Regions from separate parts of the Mus musculus genome. Here region 1 is linked to region 2. The links are chromatin contacts, found by Hi-C or POLR2A ChIA-PET in ENCODE. All regions are on one chromosome and are shown on one strand. Each heading gives the region's core, a stretch centred on a gene start or an enhancer-like site at or near the end of the contact. The rest is flanking DNA. Distances are from core to core; before and after follow the strand shown.

Region 1 (6,227 bases), core at 1,512-4,011, 44 kb before region 2:
CTGCCAGTCAGAGCCCCTCCACTGTTCTAATCTGGGAAGCACCTCAGAGAGAGGAGGGCTTCTGAGGCTCCACCCCCTTGTCCACCAGGACATTTCTGCCCTTTTCTGTTTAGTGATTGTTCATCATTGGATAAGGGGTAGGTAGTCAAATACTGAATGTAGAAAAAGAAGCTAAGTAGCCAGAGGTTCAGGGCAAGCTATTGCCAAAACCAAGTCTCCTAGTGGCTGGGGCTTCCCACCCTGGTGACTAGGCTCTAACTCCTCCCTACACTAAAGCTGCATGAGCCTATGAGGAATCTCTCTGACCCCTCATAGTAACAGTGCCTAAGATGAGGTCAGTGACCAGCCAACTGTCTGTGCCCTACAGATGCGCATCTGAGCCTGCCCTGACCGCCCTCTTGAGTGCTCCCCAAGGCTTTGGCCTGTACACTGCTTGCTTTACTGGTCCTTGCAGCATTTGAAAGTGAGTCTTGTTGGCCCTGTACATCCTGAGTTCCCACCCCTCCCTGTGGCCATCTCACACTTTCTCTGGGCCATAAATGAGGGCCCCAAGAGAACCATGACTTCTTTCCTTGCTCACTTCCCAATTGGAACACTTATTCCTCCATTCCCCGCCCCCCTCCCTCTTGACAGCAGCCCCCTGAAACCATGTATCTGAAATCAATTGAGCAGACTATCCAGCCATGGTCACTCCTTAGTCCTTCCTGGCCTCAGCAGCACACACGCCACCTGCCATACCACTTCCAGAACACCTCCTGTCCTGCAGCCATCTCGGCTCACTCAAGCCCCTCATTTCTCACGGCTCCTTGCTCCTTGGTCCTCACAAGAATAGCTTCCTGTCCTTCTTTCCCCTGGCTCTGTATTCCTGCTGGGGTCATCTCCACCTTTAATCTGATCGTTCCTCCCTAAATCCACTTGCATCTTGGACATCTTCACGTATTCGGAAATTAGGCGCTTTACCTAAGAGGCAAACCTATTTAAGTACCTGCAAAATGAACAAAATCTGGGCTGTGATGCATCCATCTCCTGTTGCCCAAGCCAAAAACTTGGAACTATAGAGACCTCTAACCATGCTGTGACAATCACCAGGATGTGGGCGCCGACAAGGCAGCCGTGAGCACGGACAAGGCGGCTGAGGTCAGAGGCTTGGTGTTTTCTGATAGCCCAGATTCAAGCACAGCTATTTAGTAATTGAATGACTTCTAACTCATTTTTATATCTATATGTGTGAGTGTGTGTATATGTGTGTATATACTATATAATTATACTATATATCGTAATTATATATATTACATAATTACATATATATATACACATAATTACAGTATATACTATAGAAAATTGCACAATGCCTATGCAGCTATAATTTTTAAGTGTATGCTCATTGGTACCACTGCTTCCCAGGGGGAAGAGCTTAGCCTATCTGATCTGTGCCCAGGTTGCCACCAGCCTGTGACTTAGGGTCCCTCTATCTCAACACTGAAGTTTGAAATCAGAGAGTTGAAGAACAAGCAGGTGTCTAGAACTAGATACAGAGTTAGAGTGGGGGACCATGTCAAAGTCATGAAGAAGTCAAGCTCCTCTAAGAAGTACAGAGGCATCAGTAAGGGCACTGGACCCCGGGCTGACCTGGGTTCCGAAGCATTGTCGTTGATCTGGGTATCTCAGGATCTTATAAGAGTCCCTCTCTCCCCAGTGAGGATGGGATGGCCTGTCAGATCGCTGACTTGTGCCTCATACACAGTTCCCAATGTGTTATGTAGTCACCTTCCACTGTGAACCCTGCTCAGCTCAGTGCCTCACAAAGGACGAGTCATACAGCGGCCAGAACTCCACTCAAAGAGAAGGGCAGAGACCTTACTCAGAGTGCCATGTAGCTCAGAAGGGAAAACAAAGGGCAAATCCGGGAGAGGGCTCACACTTTCCCCCAAACCACTCTGAGTCCCCTGAGGGGTACACACAGCATGCTGTGATGTTCACAGGGGCAGGGCCTCCTGTTGGACACACACACCCTATGGGAAAGGTTCCCTCCCCTGTGCATCTGGAGGTGGGGGCATCTCTGGGTAGGCATCGAGGTATTGGCTCCTCAGCTTTCCGTCTAGGCAATTCACGGGCTCTACAAGCCTCTCTCCCTGACAGGCCATTACACACTCCTCACAAGGTTGCTGCAAAGATCAAATAACCTGCAGAGAGGGCTTGGCAAGTGCCTGGGCCTTCCTAAGAGTTAGATAAAAGTTCCCCCAGCCCCGTTTCACTGAATATAAAACTAGGGAAAGTTTGCTGTTTCTACTTAGTGGAACTCAATACCTACCAATCACATTTATCACAAGCCGGGCAATGGTCTAAGCAAAACAAACAACAACGTGAAGTTCAGAGCTGTGAGGTGACGTGCCCAGTGCCTTGCCACTGACAAGTGACAGAAGGTGACACATCCACCTCCCAACCCATACCCAGGACACTCGGGCATGGCACGTGGGATGCTAATGCTTTGTCTCTAGCATATGAGATGCTTGGAAAGTTTTGACCATGTGGTAGAGAGCCAGGGCTGAAGCCAAGGACCAGAGAAGGGCAGTGCTTTTATGAGGGACAAAGAACAGGGGAGGTTGGAGCTGGCATTAAGACCGGAGCACAGCAAGTTTCTTGGAAACTGAGCACAGCCTGTTGAACAGTTATTCACATGAATTTGCCCCCAGGGCCTGAGTAACCAGGCTGCAACTTGTGTAACCGGGAAGCGTGAAGGCAGGCAGTTATGATCGGAGCAGCTCGGCCTGCCTCTCCCATTGGACCCCAGGGCAGTCAGTCTGGGACAGGCTTTCCCAGAGAAGGTGGCAGATCTGGTTCCTCCTACAGGTTGCAGAGGATAGCTTCTGGGCTTCAGCATTGCAAACTGGTCCCTAGAAGTCAATTTTTGTTCTGTCCTTGCCGAGGCTTGTGATGGTGGGTTTTTGTTTTGTTTTGTTGTTTTTTTAAACACTGTGGATTTCAGACCAGCTTTTCTGAAAGACAGAGGTCCCTTCCTCCTCCCTCTGGCCTGTCCCCTCTGCTCTCCCTTCCCTTCTCTTTCTACACTGGGGCTCTGACTCAGTGCAGTTAATCTGTGTGTAGGAAAGCAGAAATGTCTAAAGAGCCTGCTCAGTATGCGAGGAATCCTTTTATAGTATGAATAATGGCTCCATTAAAAACCTACGGCAAGGTTTAAAACTTTTCCTGGCGTGACAGACAGGAAGGGCATGGGTGCCACCCTGTTGCCCTGGGAACACACACACCCCCACTTACTATAGTAAGAGGCTTCTCTGGGGTGTCTCCCCCACCAGAGCAGACAGCGAAAGCCTCGAAGCCAGCTCTTCACCCCGTGTGTGTGTGTGTGTGTGTGTGTGTGTGTGTGTGTGTGCATGTATGTGTGTGTGTGTGCATCCCCAGGCCATCTGCTTCCATTCCAGAGCACTGGCACCCACAAAGGAGGGAAGCCAACACCCACTGAGCAGCTAATCCTGCCTGCAGCAGGCCGTGGTATTTTGGCCCGTGGTGGTTTATTGTGTCAAATCCCATGGAACTGATGCAAGTGGACCTCCACAGTGAGAAACTCAAGTCTGGAAAGGCTAGTGACTTGAGTAGATGGAAAGTATTGAGTGCTGTCTATAAAACATGTTTTTGACATAGGCTCCGTGGGCATGGATGTAAAAACATCTCAAATCACCATTGGTCATTTTACCCCAGCACGCTCACCCTACATCTGAACTCTCCTACACTCTAACATAGCACCAGTACTTGTAGGTTCTTCCAGCTGAAGATCTGCCCAAGGTGTGCTTGTTCCCAGACAGCAGTGAGGCTGGCAACCAGACAGTCGCTTGCTTAGTAAGTCTCATCCCTGTTCTTCTGTAGCAGCCGGCTGAATCACACTTCCCAACCTCCTGGAGGTTCAGTCAAGGGACTCTTGGAGGCAATGGGATGTGAGCTAGCCTAACACATGCATCTCTCCTCTGCTCAACCACAAGCCCTTAGTGCAGATTTGAATTAAAACGAGCCCCATAGGCTCAGAGGGAGTGAGTGGCATTACTAGGAGGTGTGGCCTTGATGGTGTGGGTGTGGCTTTGTTGAAGGAAGTGTGTCACTGGGGGGAGGGGGCAGACTTTGAGGTTTCAAATGCTCAAGTCACGCCCAGTGGCTGACTCTTCCTGCTGCCTGCCAATTCAGATATAGAACTCTCAGCTACCTCTCCAGCTTGTCTGCTTGCCTACCTGCCTGCCTGCCTGCCTGCCTGCCTGCCTGCCACCATGCTCATCACCATAACAATAATGTGTAGCCACCAGCAGCCAAGAGAACTGGGTTCCTGAAAGGAAAGCTGGGGGTGGTTGGGAAGGATGGACAAGAAAAAAATGAGACCGAGACAAAGTTTCTGATCAAAGCCAGATGCTTAATTCTTAAAGCCGAATATAAAGGGGGGAACCACCCCCCATCCACCACCACCCTCACCACCTCCACCACCCCCACTCCCCCCACCACCCCCACACACACAAGTTGCCCAGATCTTGACAGGAAAACAAGCACAGCTGCTCAGCAGGTAGTGGTTTCTTGCAGGAAGCTGCAGACAAGGCAGGACAATAGACTCCACCCTAGGTGGGCTAGTCCAACTGTGCAAAACAAGGTCTGATTTAGCCCGCTTAAGGGCACAATAATGGACTAAGCCTGTGGACTACAGCCCCAACTAAGTGCCTTTCTTTATAAGAGTTGCTATGGTCATGGTGTCTTTTCACAGCAATAGAAACCCTGCCTAAGACGCCCTTTCACACAAAACAAGTCTCCCTCTGTCTTGAGAGGATCATCTCATATTTCCACGTAACTGTACAAAACATATTATTGTGGCTCATGGTTTCAGGGTTCCAGTTCCCAATTGACTCCATTGCTCTGGGCCAGAGGTCAAGGTGTGTTCTTATCACACAGAGGGAACTGCTTAGTATCAAACCAGCCTTCCTCAGCTGACAAGATACAGATTGAGCTAGATGCAGGGCAACATATACCCCCTGAAAATATATCCTCTGTCACCTATTTCTTCAATTAGGTCCCATGTCTGGAAGTTTTCACCGCCTCTCCAGAACACCACCATATTCCAAATCCATTGGCAGATTAGTTGACTGATGAAGGCAGAGTCCTCGGGTCTGGATCTTAGTGACTGGATCCATCAGCTATGGACCTCATCTTCAACCCCTGTACCTTTAGAATGATGCTTACGTCACAAAACCCAATAGCTGAGTGGTGGGGTAAACAGCGGTGCTCTTTAGCACAGGTTCCTCTTTGACTGTACCCTGAAACCACACAGAGAAATTTAGCCTTGAAAAGTGGAAGCCAGGCATCATACTATTAACACTCCCAAGCCGGGCGGTGGTGGCACACGCCTTTAAAATCCCAGCACTTGGGAGGCAGAGGCAGTCGGATTTCTGAGTTCAAGGCCAGACTGGTCTACAAAGTGAGTTCCAGGACAGCCAGGGCTACACAGAGAAACCCTGTCTCGAAAAAACAAGAAAACAAACAAACTAACTATTAACACTCCCAGGGGACTGCAGCTAATGTAAAGCTAATGTTAAGAGCCTTTGCCTCAAGGCAATGCTCTCAAAACTGTATCTAATCTTCCAGTATCAGCACCAGCTGTGGATTTGCTAGAAAATGTACATTCTTAGCTATGTGTGATGGTGAACACCTGCAATTCCAGAACTTAGGCAGCTGAGGCAGGAGAATTGCATATTTAAAGCTCTCTATCATGAGCTATATAGGAAGTTCAAGATGCAGCCTGTGCTACATCCTGAGACCTTGGCAAGGAAGGGAAGGTGGAAGAGACAGGAAAGGAGAGGGGAGAGTAATGGGAGGGGGGAGGAGGGAGGGAGGCAGGGAGGGAAACTTCCTCTAAGCTCTCCAAGTGAGTCCAGCACTCCTGGAAGTCTGCAAGCCAGCAAACTTCACCTTGGTAACGCAAAACTGGCAAAGGTTGGAATAATTACACGATGGAAATTGTCAAATACCATGGACTGGGCAAAATGGGCTTTCCCCCAGAGCAGCTGTAAAATACCCCCTAGCACACGGATAGGACTGAGCACCAGAAAGTGAAAACGCAGTAGGGTGGCTGCAGCAAGCTATCAAATAAATGCCATGACATGAGACTGCCCAGCCCAGCACTCAGGAACCACTCGACAGCATCCTGTGTGTGCCAAGTCCTGGTACTCAGAGCCTCTGGA
Region 2 (6,292 bases), core at 3,006-5,505:
TGCATGCAACAACAGCACATAGCATCCAAGAGGGTGCTGCCTTCTGTCTTTCCAGACCCCGCCCAAAAGAGAGACTTCTCCCTAATCTAGTCCCAGCATCCACCTCCAACCCTGATGCTGTGTCTCCATCTACTCCACACTGGACACAGCTGCATTTCAGAGACTCCGGGAAACAGATCCACGGATCTGTCTTCTCCTTTTGCCTGCTTGCCCGCTGGCTCAGGAACAGCTGGATGTCCACAGTATGTAAACTTTGGCCAATCGCTCTGCGGGTGTCATGGTCCCTTACTTACTGAGGAGCTAACTTGGCTTCTGAGTCCCAAACCAACAAGTTCATGGCTGATGCCTGTTTGAGAAAGGACAGAAATCAAGACAAAACTGCTAAGAATTCATAAGACATCCACTAGGCCCTTCCCGAGTTCTCATTAAAGGTAGCTTTACAAAAGAGCTCACACCTCCACAGCTGTGACTAAACCAGCTGACCACATGCATTCACAGACTCATGCACGCATGCATCCATAGGTGATAAATACATATTTATTTTATACATATATACAGAAGACGCACACCTGAAATCTAGGGACTACATGCAGGCTCTGCTCTAAGCACTTGACAAACACAAGATCTTTCCGTCCTAGCAGCTCCTGCCACATCTACCCATATGCGTGAGGCAGACGCTAGACATGTCTGTATTTTATACAGGAGAAAGCTGAGCCACAGAGCGACAAAGTAGCTTTTCCAGCTAATAATTAGCAGAGTTAGGATCCAGGATGCCCTGACTGACCATGATGCAGGCTCTAATGTAAAATACTGGGCCCAGCAGGGATCTTGGCAGGTGGCAGGAAGCCACTGGTGTGGTTCCATCTTTGTTTTTCCTGGGGAGCAAGCAAGCGAATGGGTGCTCCAGACACTGCAAAGGTCTCCTGATGGAAAGAACTGTTCTAATCCTTCCTGGGACGGCCTCCTCCCCACCTCCCCCTGCACAAGCAAGGAGTCAGCCCAGCTTTTCTCCCCAGCCTCCTTCCTCCCCAGGGCAACTTGTACAGCTGCTCCACTGTCAGTGTGTTCAAGTTCAACTTGACTGAAGACTGCCTTAATCCCCTGCCCTCTAGTACCCCTTCTTTCCATCTCCAGTGTTTCTGCTGTTTTTCTCCCCCACTAAAATTGGCGACTCATCAGATTAGCATCTTTTGGTGCTGGGGAGGGGGTGTCATTTAAAAAAATCGACATTGGTAATATTAAGAAGGACAATAGGCCAAGGAGCCTCTAAATGCCAGAGGTGACCAGTGGGCTAGTTCTGTATGAATGTTCCTTTGTCACTCTCATCGAGTGACAAAGTATCTCCAAGTGATAGGCTAGCAGCCAATTAAGTTAAATAAATATGTGCTTTAAAAGCAGAACGCTTCAAACACTCGCCAGCTGCAACAGGATGGAACTGGGAGGTCTGATTGAACAGGCTCGGCGAATGAAATCTTTACAGACCTCAGCAGAAATAAATGCACAGATTTTCAGTTTTTAAAGAAAACGCACACGCGGCTGTTTGAAACCCACCCAGTGAATACTCGCTGCTTCTGAGCTGGACAGTGCTTGGGTACCAAATGCGGAGAAGAAAGCTTTGTGAGAGGAAAAAGCAAGCTGCACCTGGTATGCCCAGCCACATCTCCGATGGAACAGAGAATGCCTGTGGGTTCCAGGAAGAATGCCGACAAGTACCACAGATGAGCTTCTGTTGAATGTATTACACTCCAAATATTACATAGGGAATACGTATCAAAATGTTGTCTTTTTATCTGAAATTCAAGTATAACTGGGCATGTTGTGGTCTTTGTTGCTAAACAGTGACTTTGAATTCAAGATGGATAAGGAACCCCCATAACCCAGGAGTGGAGAAGTGATTAGCAGAAGAGAATCCTCAGGGCTGGGTATGGGGTTCAGTTGGGGGGAGTGCTGGCCCAGTGTGCCCAAGACTGTAGGTTTGATCCCCGGCACTGTATATGGGCACACACCTAGAATCAGTACCCAGCAAGGTGAGACCAGAAAGATCAGGAGTTCCAGATCATATGTGGAGACTTGGTGGCAAGCCTGGGATAAGTGAGTCCAGGTCTCCAAGACCAGAATGCTCTCCTGCGGTGTCTCTGGTATGAAGGTGGGTTAGATGGAAATTCAAGCCTTTGGGATTTTTGGGTTTTTTTTTTAATGGCACAGGGTGGGGCAGAGCTGATTGGGAGGGTTACTGGCAAAGTCACAAAGCACAGAATTGTCAGTCTCTGGCTGTGTTCTGCAGGCCCGAGAGCCGTTACAGGTAATGGAGAGGGCCCACAGGGAACAAAGGCCACACAGCAGGCTCTTCAATTCTTCTCTGCAAACAGAAGAGAGCCAGTAGGTCATAGTAGTCGTCACCATCAGAAGGACCTACTATGCGCCAAACACTTTACAACAAAGTCACACAGAAGCCTCAACAGTATCCCTTCCAAACAGGCATGATTAGTATCTCCTTGTGGGCAGGGAAACTAAAGGTCAGAGGTCAACTAGTTTACCCAGCATTATACTAAGGCTTGCATGCCACAGAGCTGGGTCCTAACCCTGTGCCCTTTGCAATTTTTTGCTCTCTCCCTGCCTGTCATTTGATTCTAGGCAGGTAGAATCTTGCCAGAACTGCAGGTGATCCCATTTGCCTCTGCTTAGCCTCCTCTTGTGGTACAGAGCCTCATCTGTGATTACTGGAGATTTTTCTTTTCTTGCAGGAACATAGCTGCGGTCATGATGAAGTCAGTAGAAAATGGGTTTTGTAGTTTAGAAACTCCCTTTATGGTCAACCCCAGGATATCCAGTTTTGCATAAAACAACAGATCACTGGAAAAAAAATTTTTAAAGAAAACTAATAAATACTCCCTTTAGAAAACAAGACAAGGAGGTGGGTGGAACCCGTGGACTCTTTAGACGGGTCTCATCGTCCCAGTCATGGCAGCATTGACAGCGGGTTTTCTCAGCTGACCCAGGAGAGCCCTGTTGGTTGTTGTTTCCCCATAAGGGCATAAACTGTGAGGACAGAAGATAAAAGTGAGCCATGAGGGCTGCCAAGCCCATGCAAGAAGCAAGGAGGCTGCACTTAGAAAGTGCTCCGGGCTGGCTATGTGCCCCCAAAGCCCATGTGTTAAAAACCTAATCCTGAAATTCCGGGTTTGGGCAGCAGCTCAGCGGTGGAGTGCCTGCCTCTGCAGCACAATTCCCTGGAGTCAATCCCCAGCGCTGCCAAGGAAACAAAGGGCAAACAGCAAACAATCCCGAATCAAAAACAACCAAAGCACCTCATTCATCCTCAAATTCATGGGCTAGGGAGACTTCTAGTAAGACTTTACTTTCAATTTGTTTTTATTTTATTTTATTTTTTTTAATGGATTAAAAAAATACTCTAGAGGCTAGAGAGATGGTTTAGTAGTTTAGAGCACTGCCTGCTCTTGCAGAGGACCCAGATTCAATTTGCAGTACCCACATGGTGGCTTATATCTAACTGTCTATAACTCCAGTTCCGGGGGATCCAACCTGTCTTCTGACCTCCACGGGAACCAAGCATGAATGCAGTGCACATACATGTTGTGTACAGGCAGGAACTGGCACACAGACATATTTCTAAACAAAAATAAATCAATCCTTTAAACGGATACCCTATTATTGGGGCAATCTGACCTAGACCTTTTAACCACTCCCATGGTTTGTTTGTGGTAAAAATACATAGAACATAACATTTGCCACTTAGCCATTTTTATGGTACGGGGCAAAGGTCTTAAATCACGGATACTCAGTGATCCTCGCCAGCCTCAGCCAGCTGTAATTGTAGAGGAGCACAAAGGGGCATGCGTGTGTTCATCCCCTGCCTCTTACAATGCCCAATGCCCTCTCCTTAGGGAGACTGAGCTGCTGCCTTGGCTCCCCCTACCCCCCCACCCCCCCTCCCCGAGCACACTGCACGGGGGGGGGGGGGGGTGTCTGCCTCTTTATTCTTCCATTTCACTCTCTGCTCTGTAAGCAACACTCTTCTTCAGGGAGGCCATCCCAGCCCTTACCCCAGGAAGTCCCCACTGGCTGCTCCCACACCCATTCTCCCCACTGGCCTCTCTCCTTTCTCGAGGTTTGTTCCCCTGTGAATCAGCAAACTTCCTGGGATCCCTTCCCCTGGCACAAGGCCGGGCTGGCTTCTGACTCTGGGATCTGCAGGCACTTGTTTTATTCCCTAGCTTGGGTCTGAGTGTCAGCTGGAGAGCTGTTTACATGTCTGTGGCCCCTAGAGACTTGTTTGCACAGGGCACTTACCTAAGTGGAGCTGGTTCCAAGCCCAGAGGCCCCTAGAGCCCTTCCAGACCTCCTCAGCAAGGGTGTAATTAGGGACTGAGGACAGTTGTTGCTTAAGTAGTTTTATACTTTCCAAAAACAGTTCTTCCGGCTTACTACCAAGCTTCAGGGCCCTTGTCTATCATTGGAGTCTCAAGCCTGAGGTCTCCAGTAATGTGACTTGCTCCAGTTTTAGAGTAAATGGCACAGTCTAGAGTGGTCCCATTATTCATGGTCTCAGGCCAAACCCAGTGACATGCATGCCCTAATCACAAAGCCTGCATCTCTACCAGGCCCTTCTTTTTCTTATCATGGTGTGGGAATAAAGTTGAGCTTCCTTCATATCTGCATTTGTTTTGGTTTTTTTTTTTTTTCAGGGACCCTTAATTGTGTGACACAAGGCTGTTCATTTTCAAAGGCTGAACAGAATTATAGTTCTGCTTCTTGCTTCCCTTCCCTCCCCTCCCCTTCCCTCCCCTCCCCTCCCCCTTCCTTCCTTCCTTCCTTCCTTTCTTTCTTTCTTTCTTTCTTTCTTTCTTTCTCTCTCTCTCTCTCTCTCTCTCTCTCTCTCTCTCTCTCTTTCTTTTGACAGGGTCTTATTATACATCTCAGCTTGCCCTAGAATTCGAAATCTTCCTGTCTCAGCCTTCCAAGTACTGGGATACTAGGTGTGTACCACCGTGCTAAGCTATTTCTGAATTATATTGCATGATCTAGTACCTTCTTCACGTTAAGGGAAAGCAGTCTAGCACAGAGCATTCTTTGGGGTAAAGTCGGGTGTGTACAATGCTCATAACACTTATCACATAACATTAAGAGATTCTCTCTACACGTGATGGTGACGGTGGTGGTAGGGATGAAGACGTCGATGGTGACAGTAATGAGGGGGTGTTTGTAGTGCCTGTGACAATGTTGAGGTGGTGGGGTGCAATGGTAGGGAGGAACCTGCCGAAGATGAGGAGGAGGGAGGAAGGGGGGTTGTAAGGGGAGGCACATTCGACCATTATAAGTGCTCTTGATCAGTAGCCCTTATCAGCTTGAAAGATCCACCATATAACCCCTCCTTTCACTGACTGTCCCATGAGCATACTTTAGAAGCATTGGAAACCCCGTGGGTTTTGTAGATAATGGTGGGGGTCTGAATTGAGAAAATGCAGAGCTTTCTCACAGAGCTTTGGGGTAAGATACCTGTAGAGGTTTTTACCTACCTGGTGTTTTTAGCTCACCTTGGAACTCTTTATATGGGGACGGAAGTGGGGGTGGGGATACAAAACAAAACAAAACAACACGATGAGAATTACAGGTTGCACCCAGAAGCTGCGTGAGGAGAAAAATCACGTGGACGGCAGATCAAACTTCAGGCTTCTGTTTCCTGGTAACCTGGACTCCTGGAGTCCGCTTTCCTCCTCTTCCACAGGAGAATATTACCTTGACTTGAGCAGCTGGGGCAGGTCAGAGAGCCTGGCACAAGGGTCATTTTGAAGGAACGCCAGCTTCTTTGGAACTCGTACCACTCCCAGCACAAAGTCCAGTGAGACTATGCTGCCTGGGGCAGTTTCAAATACTCATGTCTCCAGTGGTCACGTCCTGCCCTGACTGCTTTTCATGAGCCCCGGGATTGCTTATAAGAACGCGTTTTGCAGGCTGGAGAGATGGCTCAGTGGTTAGGAGAGCATATTGGCATATTGTTATTGCAAAGGAACAGAGTTTGATTCCCAGCTTCTACAAAAGTGAGCTCACAACTGCCTGGAACTCCAGCTCCAGGGGAGCTGACTCCCCTTTCACCTCTCACACATATACACACTCACACACATACACACAAACACAGAAAAAAAAAACTTAAAGAATCTCATGGGGAAGTAGACAGATAGCTCAGTGGTGATGAGCACTTGAGTTTGGCTCCCAGCACCCAGGTCAGGAAGCTAACAGCCACCTGTAATTCTAGCTCCATGAGATCCAGCCC

Evidence for each region. A loop is a pair of places that touch in the nucleus more often than their neighbours do. ChIA-PET counts read pairs that join two places held with the same protein, here RNA polymerase II (POLR2A).
Region 1: POLR2A ChIA-PET joins it to region 2 with 52 read pairs in Patski. The contact joins two enhancer-like sites. A Hi-C loop is called at or near these places in 3 of 37 maps with a recorded cell type or tissue (Patski and left cerebral cortex). POLR2A ChIA-PET finds 5 or more read pairs at or near these places in 1 of 5 experiments (Patski).

What each region holds. Positions count from the first base shown.
Region 1 is chr3:101,568,810-101,575,036 of GRCm38, reverse strand. No RefSeq gene overlaps it. Among named protein-coding and RNA genes, the nearest start is that of Atp1a1, 33 kb to the left of the region's middle. Within about 2 kb of position 2,761, at least 1 of the 3 ENCODE cell types and tissues checked has a DNase peak (open chromatin) inside an H3K27ac peak, as active enhancers do.
Region 2 is chr3:101,526,299-101,532,590 of GRCm38, reverse strand. The region is part of intron 1 of Gm33162 (a long non-coding RNA gene); the gene reads left to right. Among named protein-coding and RNA genes, the nearest start is that of Gm33162, 7.5 kb to the left of the region's middle. Within about 2 kb of position 4,255, at least 1 of the 3 ENCODE cell types and tissues checked has a DNase peak (open chromatin) inside an H3K27ac peak, as active enhancers do.